2 separate regions of the Homo sapiens genome follow, and region 2 is linked to region 1. A link is a loop called in an ENCODE intact Hi-C map of the cell type or tissue named here. Cell type or tissue: sigmoid colon. All regions are shown on one strand. Links, peaks and the distances in the headings refer to the core of each region. The heading gives the core; the rest is flanking DNA.

Region 1 (10,892 bases), core at 3,659-8,658:
TCTAATTAGAGAGTGCCTAAGGAGATTCAGCATAGCCCTGCCAGCAAAGATTATTTATTTACTTTAAGAGGGAGTCAAGAGTGGCGGTTTGGGGATAGCACCAGGAGATATCAGCTGTGATGGCTTGGAGAAGCAGTGAAAACCGGCAGTTTTTCTGAGAACAGTGAATAGGAGTATGACTAGACAGAAGACAGTAGGGATGACAAGTTTTTTGGGGCACAGTCCAAGTTGGTCTGGTGTCTGGAATGAGGCTGGGGCCTAATAAAAAGAAGCGTCTATACAGGAGCTCAAATGGGCTGTACCTTGTAGCATTCTGAGGACAGGCCTGAATTATGAGAAGGGAAAGAGGTAAAAGTATTGTCCAGTCCTTTTTAAGTTGGAGGCTGAGCTTGGTGAGGTGTGTCTTTAAAAGACCATTTGTCCATTCTACCTTTCCTGAAGATTGAGGACAGTAAGGGATATGAAGTTTCCACTGAATACCAAGAGCCTGAGAAACTGCTTGGGTGATTTGACTAGTAAAGGCCGATCTGTTATAGGACTGTATAGAGGTGGGAAGGCCAAACCGAGGAATTACGTCTGACAGAAGAGAAGAGATGACCGTGGTGGCCTTCTTAGACCCTGTGGGAAAGGCCTCTACCTATCCAGTGAAAGTGTCTACCTAGACCAAGAGGTATTTTATAGTTTCCTGACTCAGGGCATGTTGAGTAAAGCCAATTTGCCAGTCCTGGGCGGGAGCAAATCCCCGAGCTTGATGTGTAGGGAAGGGAGGGGGCCTGAATAATCCCTGAGGAGTAGTAGAATAGCGGATGGAACACTGAGAAGTGATTTCCTTGAGGATAGATTTCCATGATGAAAAGGAAATAAGAGGTTCTAAGAAATGGGCTAGTGGCTTGTAACCTACATGGAAGAGGTTATGAAATGATGACAGAATAGAATGGGCCTGTGTGGCTGGAAGGAGATATTTTCCTCGGTCTAAGAACCATTTGTCTTGTGTGGGAAGAGACTGATAGGTGGAAGTTTCAGCAGGGCAGCGGGGCAGTAGGTGGGAGTGGTCAGATGAGAAGGAGAAAAACTGAAAGTGAGGAATAGAAGTTGCAACGCTAGCTGCTTTTTTAGCTATCTTATCAGCATAAGCATTGTCCTGAGCGATAGGATCTGATGCCTTCTGATGGCCTTTGCAGTGAATGACTCTAGCTTCCTTTGGAAGTAAAGCGGCTTTGAGAAGCGTTTTTATTAAAGAGGCATTAATGATAGAGGACACTTGTGTAGTGAGAAAACCTCTTGCATGGTGGTGCAGGATATGGAAGGCATATTTAGAGTCAGTATAAATATTGACGTGTAGTCCTTTTGCAAGAGTGAGGGCTTGATTTAAGGCAATGAGTTCGGCTTGCTGAGAGGTAGTGGAGGGGGGCAGAGCAGTAGCCTCAATGATAGATGTGGAAGATAATATAGCATAGCCTGCCTTTGCTGGTGAGTGGTGATTAGGCCTGGTGGAACTGCCATCAATAAACCAAGTCTGTTCAGGGTGAGGAACATGAAAGAATATGGGGAAATGGAGTGAATGTCAGGTGGATTAGAGAGATACAGTCATGGGGGTCAGGTGTGGTATCAGGAATAATGTAGGAGGCCGGATTGAAGTCCGGGCCAGAAACAATGGTAACTGTGGGAGACTCAACAAAGAGTGAGTACAGCTGAAGGAGCCAGGGAGCAGAAAGTGTATGTGTCAGGTGTGAGGAAGAAAATAGATTTTGGAAGTTATGAGAACTGTAGAGAATGAGTTGAGCATAGTTTGTGATTCTAAGGGCCTCTAAAAGTATTAGGGCAGCATCAGCCGCTGCACGCAGACTTGAGGGCTAGGCAAAACAGTAAGGTCAAGTTGTTTGGATAAAAAGCCTACAGGGTGCGGTCCTGGTCCTTGTGTAAGAATTCCGACTGCACAGCCCTGCACTTTGGCTGTGGGTAATGGAAAGGGTTGGGATGAGTCAGGGAGAGCTAGGGTGGGGGTAGTCTCTAAAGCTGTCTTCAAGGAACAGAAAGAGGAGTGGGGAAAGGATTTAGGATCTGTGGGGTCAGCTAGGTTTCCTTTTGTGAGTTTATATAATGGTTTTGTTAGGATGGCAAAACCAGGTATCTAAAGTCGAAAGTATCCAACCATGCCTAAGAAGGAAAGGAGTTGTTGTTTTGTAGAAGGTGTTGGGGTTTGAGAGATCAGTCAGACATGATCGGCAGGGAGCGCACGTGTGTTTTTATGAGAATTATGTCGAGATAGGTAACAGATGAGGAAGAAATTTGGGCTTGACTGAAGTAATGGGGGCTGTCTGTGAAGCCTTGAGGCAGTACAGCCCAGGTAATTTGCTGAGCCTGATGGATGTCAGGGTCAGTCTAAGTGAAAGCGAAGAGAGGCTGGGGTGAAGGGTACAAAGCAATAGTAAAGAAAGCATGTTTGAGATCCAGAATAGAATAATGGGTTTGTGGAGGGAGGTATTTAGGATAGGAGAGCATATGGGGTTGGCACCATGGGGTGGATAGGCAAAACAATTTGGTTGATAAGGCACAGATCCTGAACTAACCTGTAAGGCTTGTCTGGTTTTTGGACAGGTAAAATCGGGGAATTGTATGGAGAGTTTATAGGCTTTAAAAGGCCATGCTGTAGCAGGCGAGTGATAACAGGCTTTAATCCTTTTAAAGTGCGCTGCGGGATGGGATATTGGCATTGAGTGGGGTAAGGGTGATTAGGTTTTAATGAGATGGTAAGGGGTGCATGATCGGTCACTGAGGAGGGAGTAGAGGTGTCCTATACTTGTGGTTTAAGGTGGGGAGATACAAGGAGAGGATGTGAAGGAGGCTTTGAACTGGGGGAAAAGGTGGCAATGAGGTGTGGCTATAGCCCAGGAATAGTCAGGGAAGCAGATAACTTAATTAAAATGTCTGGACCTAATAAGGGAGCTGGGCAGGTGGGGATAACTAAAATGAGTGCTTAAAAGAGCATTGTCTAAGTTGGCACCAGAGTTGGGGAGTTTTAAGAGGTTTAGAAGCCTGGCCGTCAATACCTACAACAGTTATGGAGGCAAGGGAAACAGGCCCTTGAAAAGAAGCTAATGTGGAGTGAGTAGACTCCATGTTGATTAAGAAGGGGATAGACTTACCCTCCACTGTGAGAGTTACCTGAAGATCGGCATCCTTGATGGTCTAGGGGGCTTCTGAGGCAATCAGGCAGCGTCAGTCTTCAGCCGCTAAGCTGAGAAGATCTGGGAAGGAGTCAGTCAGAGAGCCTTGGGCCAGAGTTCCAGGGGCTCTGGGAGTGGCTGCCAGGTGAGTTGAACAGTCCGATTTTCAGTGGGGTCCTGCACAGATGGGACATGGCTTAGGAGGAATCCTGGGCTGCGGGCATTCCTTGGCCCAGTGGCCAGATATCCAGCACTTGTAGCAAGCTCCTGGAGGAGGTGGGCCTGGAGGAATGCCTGCCTGCTGCGGTTTAGGCGTTTGGAAGTTCTTGTGTGCTGGAGATGTGGCTGGGGTTTGTCTCACAGTGGAGGGAAGGAATTGCAACTCAGAAATACATTGCTACTTGGCTGCCTCTACTCTATTATTGTACACCTTAAAGGTGAGGTTAATTAAGTCCTGTTGTGGGGTTTGAGGGCCAGAATTTAATTTTTGGAGTTTTATTTAATGTCAGGAGCAGATTAGGTAATAAAATAAAATGCATATTAAGAATAAGACGGCCTTCTGACCTTTCAGGGTCTAGGGCTGTAAAGCGTCTCAGGGTTGCTGCCAAACAAGCCAAAAACTGGGCTGGGTTTTTATATTCGACGAAAAAGAGCCTAAACGCTAACTGATTTTGGGAGGGGTCAGATAAAGAAAAAGGAGCATTAACCTTGACTATGCCTTTAGCTCCAGCCACCTGTTTAAGAGGAAATTGCTGGGCAGGTTGGGGAGGGCTAGTCACGGAACGAAACTGTAAGCCAGACCGGGTGTGAGGAGGGGAGGTGATAAAAGGATTATAGGGTTGGGGAGCAGAGGCTAAGGAAGAATTGGGACCTGGCTCAGCCTGGCGAGGAGCAGCCTGGGGAGGAGGGGAGAGGTCAGATGGGTCTGTAGAAAAGGAAGATTAGAAAGACTCAGCGACGCTTGGGGTTGGGATTGAGGGGACAGGCAGGAGGGAAAGAAGGAAGATTTGGGATAAGTCGCATTGGGAACAGAGACTAGGGAGGGAACAATGTGTAAAAGAATGCCTGGACACCAGGCACCTCAGACCATTTGCCCATTTTACGACAAGAATTATCTAGATCTTGTAGGATGGAAAAATCAAAAGTGCCATTTTCTGGCTATTTGGAATGACTGTCGAGTTTGTATTGGGGTCAAGTGGCATTGTAGAAGAAAATAAGGCATTTAGGTTTTAGGTCAGGTATGAGTTGAAGAGGTTTTACGTTCTTGAGAACACAGGCTAAGGAAGAAGGAGGAATGGAGGGTGGAAGGCTGCCCATAGTGAAGGAGGCAAGCCCAGAGAAAAGAGAGAGTAGAGACTTGGAGAGAAAGGGTGGGGGTGCTTGCCCTCCAGGAAAGTGGAGAAGGGGTAGAGACACGGGGAGAAGGGGTTGGGGGGTTCTTGCCCACCAGAAAAGCGGAGAAGGGGTAGAGACACAGAGAGAAGGGGTGTGGGGTGCTTGCCCTCCAGGAAAGTGGAGAAGGGGTAGAGACATGGGGAGAAGGGGTTGGGGGGTTCTTGCCCACCAGAAAAGCGGAGAAGGGGTAGAGACACAGAGAGAAGGGGTGGGGGGTGCTTGCCCTCCAGGAAAGTGGAGAAGGGGTAGAGACACGGGGAGAAGGGGTTGGGGGGTTCTTGCCCACCAGAAAAGCGGAGAAGGGGTAGAGACACAGAGAGAAGGGGTGGGGGGTGCTTGCCCCCCCAGGAAAGTGGAGAAGGGGTAGAGAGAGAGAAGGGGTCGGGGGGTTCTTGCCTCCCAGAAAAGCAGAGAAGGTGTAGAGACATGGAGATAAGGGGTTGGGGGTTCTTGCCCCCCCAGAAAAGCGGTACTTGCTGCTAAGGGTGAAGGACCAAGGCAGGCGTCCCCACGTGGTCAGACGCCTCTGAAATGTGGGTGAATAATCAGGCAGGCATCCCCACGTGATTACACACTAAGGGAAGACTGTCTTCCCAAGTCCGTGACCGGCACCAGAGTTTTGGGTTCACGGGTAAAACGTGTCTCCTTTGTCTCTATCAGAAAAGGAAAGAAATTGAAATTAAGAGAAGGGAGAGATTGAAAGATGGTGCCAAGATTGAAAGGAGAAAGAGGTTGAGGGATAGTGAGAGAGGCTGGAGAAGAGAATAAAGAGAGGCTGCTTACCAGATTTTAAATTGGTGAGATGTTCCTTGGGCTGGTTGGTCTGAGGACCAGAGGTTGTAGGTGGATCTTTCTCATGGAACAAAGAGCAGGAAGACAGGGGATTGATCTCCCAAGGGAGGTCCCCCGATCTGAGTCATGGCACCAAATTTCACGCATGTCTGTGTGAAGAGACCACCAAACAAGCTTTGTGTGAGCAACAAGGCTGTTTATTTCACCAGGGTGCAGGTGGGCTGAGTCCGAAAAGAGAGTCAGCAAAGGGAGATGGGGTGGTGCCATTTTATAGGATTTGGGTAGGTAAAGGAAAATTACAGTCAAAGGGGAGGGTTGTTCTCTGGCTGGCAAGGGTGGGGGTCACAAGGTGCTCAGTGGGGGAGCTTTTGAGCCAGGATGAGCCAGGAAAATGAATTTCACCAGGTAATGTCATCAGTTAAGGCAGGAACAGGCCATTTTCACTTCTTTTGTGGTGGAATGTCATCAGTTAAGGCAGGAACTGGCCATCTGGATGTGTACGTGCAGGTCACAGGGGATATGATGGCTTAGCTTTGGCTCAGAGGCCTGACATTTACCACATTAACTGTGGTATATTTAATCAAGCTAAGTAATTAACATTAGTATAATACTATTAACTAAACAAGACTTTATTCAGATTTCACTAGTTTTTTTTGCTAACGTCCTTTTTCTGTTCCAGGATCCAATCCAGTATCTGAAAGAGCTTTTTAGTTTCCTATAAACTTTAAATTAATTGTCAGAATGGGCGGAGTTCCTAAATAAATGTAATAAGTCAATTATTATTTTAGTAAGAAAGTGAAAAGGAGAATGCAGACTCGGTGGTTCTTTTTAAGCATTTATGGGAAGGAACCACAAACCTCCAGCAATGTAAACACAAGATTCCTTTATGGGAGATCTGGGCCAAGAAGCAGGGCAACTCACCATTTTATGCACTTGTACTTGGAACAGTTTTCCACCTGCTTGTCTGCGCCAGCCTGATTCTGGGTAAACAATGACGTGCTTAGGCAATTTTTGGCTCTGGTACTTGGAACTCAGCTTGTAAAGGATATGTTACAGACCATAAACAGCCTATAAACCGCCACTCATTTCCCTGACAAATTCAGCTGGATTACTGCACTTGTCTCCTGGCTCATCTCCCTGCTTCTGCCTGCCGCGCTTCGGTTTATTCTCAACACAGTCCACTTAAAACAAACTGGAGACGAGGCCACCACTCCTCCATTCAAGCTTTCACTGGCTGCCATCTATTTCTAGGTAAAAATGAAAGTCCTTACCTATAAGATTCTAAACAATCTGACCCCTGTTGTGTCCCCTCCAACCTCCTCTCTGACTCCTCACCCCCTGGCTTCCTCCTCTCAGGGCCCACTGTCCTCGTCACCAGTCTTCACACAGGCCAGGTCAGTCTGACCTCAGCACCTTTGCATTTACTATTCCTGCAGCTTAGAATCCTCCAGTCTCAGAAATCATATGGCTCCCGCCCTTACTTCCTTCTGGTCCTCACTCAAAAATTCATCTTCTCAGTAAGGTCTTCCCTAGTCATCCTATCTAAAATTGCAACAACACCCACACACATCCACATGCATACTTAAACACTCCCTACTCCCTTTCCTCCTTTATTTTTCTCCCTAGCATCCATCACTATATAACAAGCCATGTAATTTATTTTTTTATCATGTTTCTCATCTATCTCTCCCACTAGAAAGTAAACTCGGTGACACAAGGATTTTGTTGGTTTGTTGTGTTGCTACTGCTCTTTCGCAGAAAGACATAGTGTCTAGCATATAGTAGGTGCTTCATAAATATTTGTTGAATGAATGAAAGATGAATGAATGGGGGATCCTGGCTCCCTGTTGTCCCACCTGCCATTCACAGCTTTGCCCACACACCTGTGTGTGTGAAGCCACCCCAGGGCACACTAGACAGTCACTCCCTCCATGGCCACACAAAGTCCACTTCTTTGGAAAGCTCGGCCAGAAAGGCAGTTTGAGTAATGACTCTCAGGTAACTGATTCTCATGAACAGTCGGGTCTGTGGTCCATTTGATAGTTAAACAAGTTACAAAATATTCCGTTCTGACATCCTATGGGGAAGAAGGAGAAACTCCAAAAGTTAAAAGCCTCTGTTCAGCAATTTCCAAACTCTGCCTACCAGCTTCCTACTTAAAAGGCAGAAGAGATTACAGTCATATCTGATATAGCAGTACTCTCCAGAAGTCATTCCATCCTCTGGTAGGCAAGGAGAGTGGGTAGAGTGGGGAGGTGATGAGTCCCAGAGAGAATAAATAGGATTCTGAACCATGGAATAAATTGAACAGCCCTCAGTGCTGTTCAAATAGAAGCAATGTGCTTTCCCCCATGCTATGTTGGATAGGGTAAGAACAGGTTTAAAGTGGAAAACTATTCTTAAACCACTCACATATGGAGTGCCTCTTTTTGTGTCAAGATGCTAAATGAAAGAAACTGAATTCCCTATTATTTTCGCCTTCTCCTCCTTAGAATTCATGAATTTGCTAAAGTCATTTAGAGTGCTCCTTTATAGTCTAAAAAGAAGAGTTCTGCAGAATTCTAAATATCATGTGTAAGAAGGAATAAAAGATGTAAAATAGACAAACGTGTCTTTTCCAACCAGTGCCATAAATTCTTTTAAGAAGTGTCTGCTTACTGTCCTCAATGTGCCAATCTGGGTACATCCATTTGTCACCTTGCGATTGTGCAAACTTTTTAAAAAATCTTTATTTTAAAAATTCATGTCAATACCGAACTACCTAGGCTGTTTATTTGAATTCCTTCCTCAAGATTAATGTCACCCCGAATTGTGGAACATTCACAAAGACAGGCACCCTAAATAATTCCAGTTCTCCTCTTCTGCTGCAGGCTGCTGTTCTTAACTTCTTTTCACCTGCTTGCTTCTTTCTTCTAATGTTCTGGCAGTGCACAAGGCTTTTCAGGTTTCTCCCTATCAGCTTACACGAAAGGAAGTTCAACACTAGGAGATGCATTATCTCAAAGACCATCTGAGGATGCGATGTTGTCTCTTTCAAAGAAATTCTGTGTGAGTGCTGCTGATGTGTGATGCAGGAGTAAAAAGCAGGTGCTTTCTGCACAACGAGCGAGGCTCCCTCACATTCTTTTGGGAGAGCCAAAGCCAACTTTCCTGAATTCCCCTGCAATCTAGTCTCACAACCAGGAAAGCTGCAAAGTGAGATTGTCCTGCTATTTCCCTGGCAACTACGCGGCAAACTGCCTCTGCCCTTTAAGTGCTATATCTCATCAACCCAGATCTTTAAATTAAGCACTCATTCAGAGATGATTTATCATTCAGACTGTATTAGACTTGACTTGATCTGTCATTTATTTTCTCAGGCAGAGGCAGTGCTGGTACACTATGCTAAGTCATCTCTCTGGGGCTCAAAAACGAGGTTGGGAAAAATGTAAGAACACATAAAGAACTGCATTACCCTCTCAAATATTTCTGTGCTTTCTGAGTTTTCAACATTGAGACAGGGCTATGAAGACAAACCTAAAGTGTCCTATAATAAACACAATTTGTCCAGGCGCAGTGGCTCATGCCTGTAATCCCAGCACTTTGGGAGGCTGAGGCAGGAGGATCACAAGGTCAGGAGATTGAGACCACCCTGTGAATGGTGAAACCCCGTCTCTACTAAAAATACAAAAAATTAGCTGGGCGTGGTGGCAGGCGCCTGTAGTCCCAGCTACTCGGGAGGCTGAGGTGGGAGAATGGCGTGAACCCAGGAGGCAGAGCTTGCAGTGAGCTGAGATTGCGCCACTGCATCCAGCCTGGGTGACAGAGTGAGACTCTGTCTCAAAAAAATAAATAAAATAAAAATTAAAAGTAAAAATTAAAAAAAAAAAAACAATTTTAATTCCACATTCCCAGACGAGCAAATTGGACATCTTAGTGCCCCAACAGTGGCAATTTAATTCAAGTCATAACAGAATTAGAGGTGCTTCCGAGTTAACCAATATTTTTTTTCTTCTCCTGTATGGCATATATAAATTTGGCAAACAAAACATTCTGTCTTATCTTTCTGTTTATTTTATAAACATATGTATTTGTATTTGATATATGTTAACACACATAAATATATACTTTTTTGGATTTGTGTGACAGGAGTCCATGACATTTTAAGTGTATGTTAGCCTACTCATCAATTCATCTTAGTATTTAATTTTCAGTGAAAATTAGTGCCTTTCTAATTCCAAGAATGACACTAAATTAATAGAATTTAAATAGAATGAATAAAATTAATCTTTGCCAAAATAAATCAGTTGGGAGAATGTTAGACTGAAAAATTAAGAGAATTGAATAGAATTCACTGAACTATCATAGCAAAATTTCTAATCCACAGCCTTAGAAAGTTAGCATATGTACAAAAATTCAATATAATTTTTCCGGTCTCGGACATAGGAATACCTCCACCCTACCAATGGGGTGACATAGTGACCTGCTGGCTTCTGTGATAACTAAGAGTGGCCTCTACAGTGGCAACTGCCCTCAACTTGCCTTAAACATCCAGTAACCATCCACAAGCTGGTGGACAAGAATAGCGCAGCCAATTAAAAAGGAGCAACGGAGGTTCCTGGGGTCCTGGGATGAAATTTTTTAAAACAGGGAGTCGATCTTTTTTTTTTTTTGAGATGGAGTTTTGCTCTGTCACGCAGGCTGGAGTGCAGTCGCATGATCTCGGCTTACTGCAACCTCTGCCTCCCGAGTTCAAGCGACTCTCCTGCCTCAGCTTCCCAAGTAGCTGGGATTACAGGCATGCGCCACCACGCCCAGCTAATTTTGGTATTTTTAGTAGAGACGGAGTTTCTCCATGTTGGCCAGACTGATCTTGAACTGCCCTCAGGTGATCCACCCGCCTCGGCCTCCCAAAGTGCTGGGATTACAGGCGTGAGCCACCGCGCCCAGCCCAGGGAGTCAATTCTAAGACTAATGCCAGTATGCATTATTGGGCTTGAAATTTGATTTTAATCATCTGCAGGCAGGCAACAGTTAAAGATGAGAGCCAATATTCCTCTAAGTGTCCTTGAAATGTAGTGAGCCGCTGTGTTAGCAGCAGGCCACCGTGGGCACTGCCCCAAGCTCTGAGAAGTGTGGTGACTGTGCCGCTAAAAGGTAAGTTGTCTCTTACATTCACAGGAGAGACCTTTTTAGCAACCTCAAGGTCATCGGTCAGTCTTAGATTTTGTAAGCAACCCAAAACATAGCTACCTCTGTCGTGGTTTGGGAGGTGTGCTCCCCATCGGCCTCCGTGGCTAAATTCTTTCTCCGTGTTTCATTTTCTCACAATTATCTCCGTGTCTTTGATCCACTTGATTGCATTTCCTCCTATTGACTTTAGGAGATGCAGGAATTAACGTTTACCTTATATTTCCAAAGTTCTCTGTTTGTGTAATTGATAACCTAGTTGTATTTTGCTCAGCCTTCACTTACATTTTCCCTTAGACCTTTTCCTTTTTATAGAGCTTGCATGGCTCTTTGTGTTGAGATTTTATTGCCCAGTCGAAATGATGCCTG
Region 2 (10,892 bases), core at 3,879-8,878, 1.5 Mb after region 1:
CTCTCTCTCTTCCTGCCAGCCATGTGAAGATATGCCTGCTTCTCCTTTGCCTTCGTCCATGATTGTAAGTTTCCTGAGGTCTCTCCAGAAGCAAAAGCCTGCACAGCCCACAGAACTAGAACTATCAGCCACTTAGACCTCTTTCCTTTATAAATTACCCAGTCTCAGGTATGTCTTTTAGCAGTGCAAGAACAGACTAATACATCAGAAATAAAGGAAAAGCCATCAGTCTAGATCCTATCAACATTTAAAGAATAACAAGGGAATATGAACAATGTGATGACAATACATTTGGTAACTTTGATTAATGGACATACTCCTTGAATGACACAGATTACCAGAATAAACACAAGAAGTAGCAGAAAGTCTGAAGAGTAGTCTAGAAGTTACTCCATCTTGAGGTGGTACTTTAGGTTCCCCATCCTTCCTGGTTTTGGCTAAGGTAGCAGAGTTGCTTACCCTGACAAAGCTCAACATAAAGGTCAGAGCAGTTTACTGCATGTTTCATGAAACATGAAACAGAGGGTGTTTAGCTGTGAAGGCACTAAGGTAGACAGTGTAAAAGCAATAACGCAAGCAAAACCCCTCCTGAGAAATTCATCATTGAAGAGTGAAAATAAGAAAGTGAAACTTGTGAGGGAGAATGGGGAATACCATTCAGTGAGCATAAAAGTAGGACAGAGCAGTTGCTTGGAATCAGCCATTAGGGAAGAATTCACTTGATATCCAAGAGATAATTCATAAAATAAGGCTGAAGAAGAAACAGATAAAGATGAGATTCTTAGTACAGGTAAAAGGTGTTTTGTTTTGTTTTTTTTTTTTAAATAGCAGGATATTTCCTTTTTTGGCTAACAAAACTGAAGGAGAAGTGGTAATAAGATAAAGTTTTCAGATTAGGAAAGAAAGAAGTCAACAAAACTTCTAGTTAAGTTGGAATTGAGAACTTATGTACCTTTTTAAAACCAAAGAATGATGAATCTGTGCAGAAGAAACAAGACAAATAAAAAGGGAGTTAAGTTTCCAGGAGTGGGAAAATGATTAGGAAATATATGGGGGAAACTATGAAAGATAAGGGTTATTTTAGTAGGTTTGTTTATACAGATCCATTTTGGTGGATATCAACACCCAGTCTCCCATTCTCATGGGAATTTTTATGACATGGTTTTAGGTAGAAACATGGAGATCAGAGACCCCTTTCTGCATCTGCTGTTTCTCAAGCACCTTTAGCTCAAAATAACCGATATGCCCACGCTGCATATTTTGGGTGGCATGTTCTGAACTCCTGTGGAATGACTGAAGTCTTTGTTCAAGGTCTCATAAGCCTATAATCAAAGTGTAGGCTGGGCTTAGTTATTGTCTGGAGATTCTGGGGAAAAACCCATTTACAAGTTCATCCTTGTTTTTGGCAGAATTCAGTTCCTTGACTGACAGTCAAGGATGCCTGTCAGTAGCTAGAGGTTTCCCACGTTCCTTGACATATAGTGCATATACACACACACACACACACACACACACACACATGTGTATATGTATATACATATGTGTATATATATACACATATGTGTGTGTATATATATAGTGTGTATATATGTATAAAGTTTATTTATATATATATATATATATATATATATATATATATATATAAACTTTAATGAGGATTGTGAACCTGCTGAAAGCCCTTAGGACATTCCAAAGTCCAAAGGTCCAAAGTGAGTCACTTGAGATTATGTGTGGCTCTGCTTGCCCAATTAATGTACACATCTGTAGTTGAAGTATAGCTATTCTAATGTCATCATGCTGAAGGTAATCTAGTTGGTGTCTTTTGAATAAATAAATGATGTACATTCTCTAGTCTCTAGAGCAACTTTTGGATGACCAAGATTGAATCCTTTGAAAAAGGATGACCATTTTCTCACTTTTTTTGTTATGTTGCATGTTTTTCTAATACCTGTCACAGTTAGTCCTGAGAATATTATAGGATAAATACTGGTCTTTTGTATATGGGCTGTCCCATCTGCATTGACTTTGTACTTATGATTCATACTTTCAGGCAACATTTACGCCAACTATGCCAAAGAGCATGAAGATTTTTTTTGGCTTATTCCCTACCTACTGTCAGCTTATGTATTTGCAGTTATACTTCCCTATTTCTGTTGGCTTGTAAAAATGTGTTTCTTCAGTACAAAATTTGTTCATATTGAGTTAAAATGCCAATTTGAGTTAAACTGGGTTTCACTGATCATCTTGTGAGTGCCTAGCTGATCTAAATTATCCTTTTTTGCAATCTAGATGGAAGTTGAGGCTGGGTGCGGTGGCTCAAGCCTGTAATCCCAGCACTTTGGGTAGATCACCTGAGGCCAGGAGTTCAAGACCAGTCTGGGCAACATGGTGAAACCCCATTTCTATAAAAATACAAACATTAGCTGGGCATGGTGGTGCTTGCTTGTAGTCCTAGCTACTTGGGATTCTGAGGCAGGAGAATCACTTGAACCTGGAAGGTGGAGGTTGCAGTGAGCCTAGAGCACACTACTGTACTGCAGCCTGGCAGATGGAGTGAGACTCTGTCTAAGAAAAAAAAAAAAAGACGTAAGTTTAAAGCATCAATTATAAAATCAGTAGCGTTTACTAATTTAACAAAAGTTTACATTCCTTGCTTTTGCATAGATTGGTTAAAAATGTTGTTAATTTTTCAACTCATGTTTAAAAAGGGATGAATTTCTGATTTTAATTTAAAATGTCTCATCATTAGATATTTTTTAGAATTTAAGTTGTGTAACTAATATTTGTCACTTTGATTTGCCATGTATATAATTCAATCCTCTAGATATTACGCAAATGCATCCAAAACTTGGTGATAAAGCACTGCTCTCCATAACCAATATGTTAGCCAAGGCCTTGAATTAGTATTGTTTAGAGGTATCTGTCCTACTGAGACAACTCTAACTGAAATGAAATGTTTTCTGGTGAACAACTTTCCAGACTTAAGTCATCTGTGCACTCTGTTCAGCTCATCACAGTAATTTAAAGGACTTGGCATTAGGAAAATGATTGTAAAACTTCAAAGTCATGTACTAAAACTTTTTCTAGCAGCCACATTAATGGCAATATCTCCATGAGTGAACATTTAGTTTATCCCACCTGCCAAATATATAAATGTTTACATCTTTCAAAATGGTAGAATGTGTAGGTTAAATAAATTTTAAAATCTTCTTCACCTTGTAGCAATATCACTGACCCAGCACTGGGGAGGGGTCACTCTTCCAGGTGAAAGATGTTCTTGAGCTGTCTCTCACTATTCCATTGCTCAGGGGTGGGTCTATTTCTGCCGTTTCCTGGGCTTCCATCCCTCTGGACCACTAACTGGATCATGTCGGTTTCTTAGGGATGTGGGAAGTTTGTGGGTGTGGGTATGTGGGGAAGTGAGAGGTAGCAAAATCTCCAGAAGCAATCTCATTTTGAAAAATGTATGCATTTATCAAATATATTAGGCTAAATATCTCTGAAATGTGTGACAAGTTTCAATTTCCCGAGAAGGACATTGATTCTATTCCACAGATTTTCTCTGGAAACAATAAATCAATCATCATTTTACATCATCCGTTCTGTAGAATATTTTGCTCTCATGTTCTTGTTGATAAACAAGAAACATTCCACTCCACTTAGGTCAGACAATACTTGGAGAAATGGAAATGTCCATTTCCAGCAGGGAATGTGTTGATCAGGAGAAGTTGAGCAGACAGAGAGCTCCAAGGACTTTTCAGTTTCTCAGATTCAGGTCTCTATGGCCTACTTTTATTACTTTGTCTGAAATGCAAATTCTCAGAATGCCAGGCACACCCATATTCCAGTGCAAGAATAAAAACAAAATTGAAAGCCAACTACAGTTGAGCTTTTTATTGCCTATCTCTTTGATCTTGTCCTCTCTCGTCTATCCTTCTCACTCCCAATTAACTGGAATAATCCGAAGGCTGTCTGTATTTAGTGATAAACAACTATAAAAAGGAGGTAATTCATACAATGTAGATACATTCCTAAATGACCAGAAGGCCTCTCTTCTTGCTGAATGTTCTGAACAGTATCAGGTGTTACTGATACGTTGTTTCTCAGTGGTATAGCTGACCTTTATTAAGAGAAAAAAATGCAGGGATGAATTCTCAAATCCAGCCGCTGCTGCTGTTGGGCCTGTTTTCTTTTCTCACAGAAGATTAAGGGTAGGCTTACTTGAGATTCTATGTTCTGGCAAGTCTTGTTGCTGAACTTGGCAGGAGCATTCAAATATCTTTATTAGATGCCATGAATCAAGTTCCATTGCAGAATTCATAACCTTTCAAATCTGGCTGCCTTGTTTTGTCAACCTCACAAAAAAGGTGTGGCTTCAAATAATGTTCATTTTGTGGTGTAGTGATCCAGTGATAAAGGTAAATCTTGTTCCATAGCCTATGCAGGCAATCTTCATTTAAAACACATGGATCTGTGAGTTTGAAATGTCTACAGAAGTTCCAAATATGATCCACAAGATTTTGCCAAAGAAAAGAGTTGGGCTGAAAAAGTACTAGCTTTTTTTGAAAAATGCCAATATTTTCTTTGAGCCTGATGACAGTCCGTTGGCTTTTGTTCTTTAAAGATACAAATCGCCATAGTTTTAGTGGGAAATTATGTTACTACTTTCTTGGAGCAAAGATTTGAAATTGCTCTCTCCAAATCGCTTCCAATTCCAGAAATCTGGCCTAAGGGGATCCAAAATCTTAGAGATGTACAAGACTTAGCCTGCCATTCAGGCATGGCCCCAGCTATCAAGAAAAGCTATAGACAATCAGGAGGTTTTGTAAATACCAGTGAGAAAAAAACTTAACTTGTGTATGGTATAGGCACTCTTGAACCTGAGTTTTGCTTTTGTAGCAGTACTTTAGCCTGGAGGCCCTTGGAGGTGAAAGAGTATATTCAACAGGCACATTCAGAAACCCATCTCTCTATGGAGGTGAAAGGTATTGAAAGATAGACTATCAGTTCCCTGAGATTAATAAAGGGAAGATAGCATCTTCAAGGATGGTTTTGGTGTGCACTAACATTCTGTATGACAGGCGACAGGTGACAGACTAGCATAAAAATTCTGGTCCAAATCTGAAAATCATAAAATTGCCCAAATAAATATAATTTAATGGCATTTTTGTCTATGCATGATGCAATTGTGGATATGAATGTATTAGACATCTATTGCTTTGTATAAAGTAAAACTGTTCTTTTGTGTTTATGAAAATATCCGTGGTGAGCTGGGGGCATTAGCTTTATGTAAAAAATGTTGTGTTTGGGGTATTGTATGTGGTTATTTCATAGAGAATAATTCTATGTTAGAGTAAAGACAGAAAAGCACTTGCTATTTCAGCTCCTATTTCTGATTCTGTGAAACTTTGATAATAGGTCCATGGATGTAGTGGACTAAATGATCAACGTGCATTATGTCTCTTTAAGACTCAGATTACCTAGGAATGCAGTTTTTTTCCCAGTTGTGTAATAGCAGCTGACTGAACACACAGATTAAATCCTATTACCTTCACAGTGGCTATCTATTGCTTTTAATTGTTCAGAGGCACTATGCCAGGGTAAAACCCTGTCATTTTGAGAGGTCACATTCGGAAATGGAACACCTTAGTTATGTATACTAGTGCCATTTACATGCTTAACACTCCACCTGTGTTCTCACAGCCACTGTATGCTGTAAACACTCTTTGTTTATTAAGTCTTATGATGCAAACTTAACAGAATGACTGAGAAAACAACCTGCCATTGTTTTTCTCCAGTTGCCATCCATTAAGAACATTTTGATTTGGAAATTTATCCTCTCCTTCCTATATATTTAAAGCCTCTGTTAAAAATCAAATGGACCTTGAGCAAACTTTTAAAGGTCTGGGAGGTGTTTAATTACTTGGTACTGAAACTCTGGCATTTTGTATTTTTTTTTTTTTTTTTTTGGTAATTGCTATTATACCTCCTCCTGTGGTACAGACTCCCCTTCGCAGAAATCCCCATAAATTAAACTTCTTTCCATTAGTGGAGAGATGAAGAAAGGACAGCCCTGTTTTAGTTTCCTCCATAGAATAATGCATATTTATTTTATATCGTGAGAGGCTGTTAGGTTTGGGCTCTGCTTCCAGAGGTCCAGATGGTTTAATAAAAAAAGTAGAATACATGGCATATTTTCTTTTTCTCATCGAGAAAGAAACAGCTTTATGTCAAGTTAATTTGTAAGTTACAAGTTGAAGGAAACTGCTATGTAAATAAAAAGACTGATAAAAGAGAAGAAAACAGGGCAGGTAGAGGCATCCTGCCCAGAAAAAAAAAAAAAAAAAAGCATATAATAAAAAATGACTTCTTTTAAACAAAGACTGAAATGTTTACATGATTTACCTCAGTCTGAGTTTATACATAGCTCTAGCCCCTGAAGTAATCTCAGCTCCAGTGTATTTGCAAACAGCTAGTGTCCTAAATTCTTCACTATGTAATACATTAAGAAGAACATGTTATGAGTTAAAACCAAAAGAAAAAAGAAACAGTATGAATAAGCAAGTTAAGACTATGAAGGCTTGCCCAAGGGCAGATATTCAGCAACATCCAGACACATACAGTTTGGAGCGAACTTGATTAATGCTTACACAAAACTTGTTAACCTCTAATAATTAAAACTTTCCCTTCTGATGGAAAGTTCAGTACAGTATTTTTAGAGCCTTTTGGATTTTATCTCTTAACAGAAGTATATACATGTAGTTCATAGACTTGCTCTTTTGTTTTACAATATCCACCTTTAAACAAGAAAGACTGAAAGAATAGTTGAGGATTTTGCAGCATTATCTTGGCTATATCAACAATTTAACAATAACAAACTAGTTTTTTGAGAAAAAAATGGAATGAAAAAATATTAAAGATGGGAATTTTGGATGGAGACTTTAAAAGTATAGTATCATATACTAAACACTATATGGGAAACCATATTTAAATCTAGAATATTGAAAGAAATTCCATTAACCCTATGAAAAAAATGCTTCTTTCCTTTGAATAATAGTCTTTTGTTGGGAACACCAGACACTGGAGAATACAAGAGAAAAAGAGGGGTAAAAGTTGAAAAAGCTACCTATTGGGTACTATGCTCACTACCTCCATGACAGATTGATTTATATTTCAAACCTCAGCATCATGAAATATAGCTTTGTAACAAACCTCCATGCATACCCCCAATTCTAAAGTAAAAGTTGAAAAGAAAAAAATAATAATCTTTTGTATGCAGCAATTCATACACATTTATTATATTATCATTGAACATTCTAGTCACATAATCTTTAAACATGAGGAAATATTCTGACAATGGAATTGAAAAGTTCATGAATCATTTTCATAACAGTCTATATATATTTACACAAGGAATAGCCAGGATATTCAAATAATTTCAGCTTTGGCTAAAGTTGCTAGCACCATCAAAGTAGAATTTCTTGATCCATTTTTGGAAGGGATAGGGCAGAGTGGGGAGCAAAGGCTTGGGCAGGCTGGGCTGGGACCTGACAGGTGTTCATGCCTGGTTGGTGTTTTGAGTACAGCATTGGATCTGTTGGGATAATTGCTAACAGAGAACTGATAAAAATAAAACAATACAAATAAAAATAAGAATAAAATAAACTTTATTGAGTACTTACTAAACTCAGAGATTGTTCTAAATGCATTATATATTTTTTCTTTTTAAAACTCACAGTAATCCTATAATAGTTACTATTAGTTTTAATATCCCAATTTTCTTTGTTTTTAATCAGACTTATACAAATACTTACATTGCCATGAAATTAAGATACTCAATCAGAGTTTCCAAATTCTGGAGGAATCAGTCAGGAAGAAAAATACATTATTTGTAAATGTACATTTTGGTTTATTAAGATATAATCCACTAAATTGTTGTGAGTGATAGATTGCTTCAGAGAAAGGTGCTCTTCATTTATCTGGAAAAATAGAACGTTAAAACATCAATAGTGTTCCAAACAAAACCCTGCAACTATCCCTCATCAATTCATTCAGTTCTATATAATTAATTCTTGTTCTGCTCAGACCTGAGTTAGACTCTTGGGTCTCATGAATCCATCTGTTTCTTGACTAGAATTGGGGAAATCCTGATTCAGTCCAGTGAAATTTCCATGTTAAAAAAAATTGAGGAAATTAATTACTTAAACAGAAACCCAACTATTCATTGCCAATAGATCTAGCTTCCTGATCAAGATTTTGATAAGGTCTCCCCAAGGTTTTTTTGTTTGTTTGTTTGTTTTTGTTTTTGTTTTTTTTGGACAGAGTCCCTCTCTGTTGTCCAGGCTGCGGTGCAGTGGCACGATCTTGGCTCACTGCAACCTCCTCCTCCCGGGTTTAAGCAATCCTCCTGCCTCATCCTCTTGAGTAGCTGGGACTACAGGCACCCGCCACCATGCCAGGCTAATTTTTGTATCTTTTTAGTAGAGGTGGGGTTTCACCACCATATTGGCCAGGCTGGTCTTGAACTCCTGACCCTGTGATCCGCCCACCTCGGCCTCCCAAAGTGCTGGGATTATAGGCATAAGCCACCGCGCCCGGCCTTTCCCAAGGTTTTGATAAAGACTTCCTTCTTATCTTTATAGGGAGAAACATACAAAGACTTGGCAAGCTCAGAGGCCATGTAGGTAAGTGACCAGATCTAAAGGTAGACCCAAAGGCAGCAGCTCAGACAGTTTTCTTGCATTAATAATTACATAGAGCCAAGCAAGGAGCTAATTTTAAAAATCAAAATTAGCTTAATCATAAAGGAACAGAACTCACACCCAGAGGGAAAGTTACCTTTACTGGTGTGACTTTCTGCTATTACTTAGAGGCCTTTGCACTTTGTCCCTGAGGTGGGTACCTTATGAACTGGCCAATATCTAACCTAGTAGAATGAAGTTTAGATGTATTCTGTGGGAGGGGAGGCTTAGATCCTAGTCTTAGATCTACTAGTGAGTCAAGTAGTTTCAGTATGTCATGGGAATATTGGGTAATCTATTAACAATATAAGATATATATATATAATATATATAAAGTATATATATTTTATATACATTAGTATATATAATATATATAAAGTATATATATTTTATATACATTAGTATATATAATATATATAAAGTATATATATTTTATATACATTAGTATATATAATAATATATAAACAATATAAGCTATATAATTTATTAACAATGTAAGCAATATATATAGCTTACATTGTTAGCTATATATAGAGAGCTTACCTTGTTAATAGATTACCCAATATTTGTTTTATATATATATATTATGTATGTGTGTATATATATGTGTATATATATATTTATTTTTTATTTTTTATTTTTTTTCGTATATATTTTTTTTTGAGACAGGGTTTCAATCTGTTACCCAGGCTGTAGTGCAGTGGCACAATCATGGCTCACTGCAGCCTTGAACTCCCAGGCTCAAGCGATCATCATTCCTCAGCCTCCCAAGTGTCTGGAAGTACAGGCATGCACCATCATGCCTGGCCAATTTAAAAAAATTTTTGTAGAAGTGCAGTCTCACTATGTTGCCTAGGTTGGCCTTGAACCCGTAGGCTCAAACTATCTTCCTGCCTTGGCCTCCAAAGTGTCGGGATTACAGGCATGAGCCAGCGCACCTGGCCAAAGTATATATTTCATTCCTCTTACATTTTATATTCAAAATCAGAAGCTTGCACTTGAGCTGCACATACTATTTATACTTTTTTTATTTTACATTTAGAAGTTGTCTACCAATGTTTGGGAGCTAGAAAGCTATGAATAATAAAACATGGTAGATCTTTTACATGCACTCAGTATTTTTTCAATATACAGTCTCAGGGTTTTGTAGTTGTTTTTTTCCCCCGTCTTGGAACTATACCAGTATACTGAAGGTTAGAAGTCATACTGAAGAATTTGCTCCTTTAAGATTTTAGCAAATATAATATTCTAAAGCTGTCACTTGGGCAATCAAAGCTTCTGTCTTTGAAGTAGAGATTTTCAGAGAGAAATAAAAAATAAGATCCGGAGTTTGCCTCATGCCATTTTTAAAAGTTCTTTCTGGTAAGTACTTCACACACTTTGCAGAAATTGGATTCAGATCCTTTGGCTATAAGAAGGAAGCATAATTATCAACTGGCCACGGGACCATTATAAGAATGATGACTTGTGTGTTTAAGCTGACTTTCTGAATTTTAATTTTTGGCATCATACTTACAAATGTTTTGTTAGAGATCAATAAACAAATGTAAATTGATCTTTCTTCTGAGACTGGGATTTTTTGCTACACTCTATTTGATTTAGTAACTCTAAGTTTCTTTTCTGGATTGTATGACTAGTTTTTATGGTGGGAGTGCGGATGTGGAGTGGAGAGTGATGAGGAAAATTGACTCTGTAGTTCCGGTGGCTCAATAAACTTTGATATTCCACCAGATTTAGTCCATTTTGCCAGAACCCCAGTGGAGAAGAACAGGCTTCTGGTGACTGAGCTAATCTGAAACCTAGAAGCCTAAACAGTATAATTTAAAATATATTCTGATTAAATAAAATAAAAGTAAAAGGTCAGAATTTCAAACATAGAAGGATTTGACATTAATCTACTGGTAAATTGGTACTGTACTTGAAATGAGGCTTGAATGGTGCTTTTTTTTTCCCCCTGAAATCAAATCATAGACATATAAAACAGGATTTTTCATTTCTAAAAACTATGCAAAGCATTACATTTTCTTAATATTATAACTTTACACACAAAAGCATTTTCTCAAAATAAAATACTAGATCAATAACAAGTGGTAGTTATACACCTTCATTTAATACCTTTCTCTCTTTCTGTCTCAGACAGAAAGAAATGAA

What was found. A loop is a pair of places that touch in the nucleus more often than their neighbours do. Peaks named below come from ENCODE experiments on the same cell type or tissue, not always from the same donor. Only the 100,000 strongest peaks of a DNase experiment are listed, where the experiment ranks them.
Region 2: it touches region 1 in a loop (9-fold over the local background); 1 of 110 quality-filtered maps calls a loop at or near these places.

What each region holds. Positions count from the first base shown.
Region 1 is chr4:172,956,407-172,967,298 of GRCh38, forward strand. The region is part of intron 10 of GALNTL6 (polypeptide N-acetylgalactosaminyltransferase like 6); the gene reads left to right. Among named protein-coding and RNA genes, the nearest start is that of GALNT7, 210 kb to the right of the region's middle. In sigmoid colon, for the core only: no CTCF peak of the experiment used is centred there; a DNase peak (open chromatin) is centred at 6,425.
Region 2 is chr4:174,446,401-174,457,292 of GRCh38, forward strand. No RefSeq gene overlaps it. Among named protein-coding and RNA genes, the nearest start is that of MIR4276, 28 kb to the left of the region's middle. In sigmoid colon, for the core only: no CTCF peak of the experiment used is centred there; no DNase peak of the experiment used is centred there; H3K27ac peaks cover 185 bases.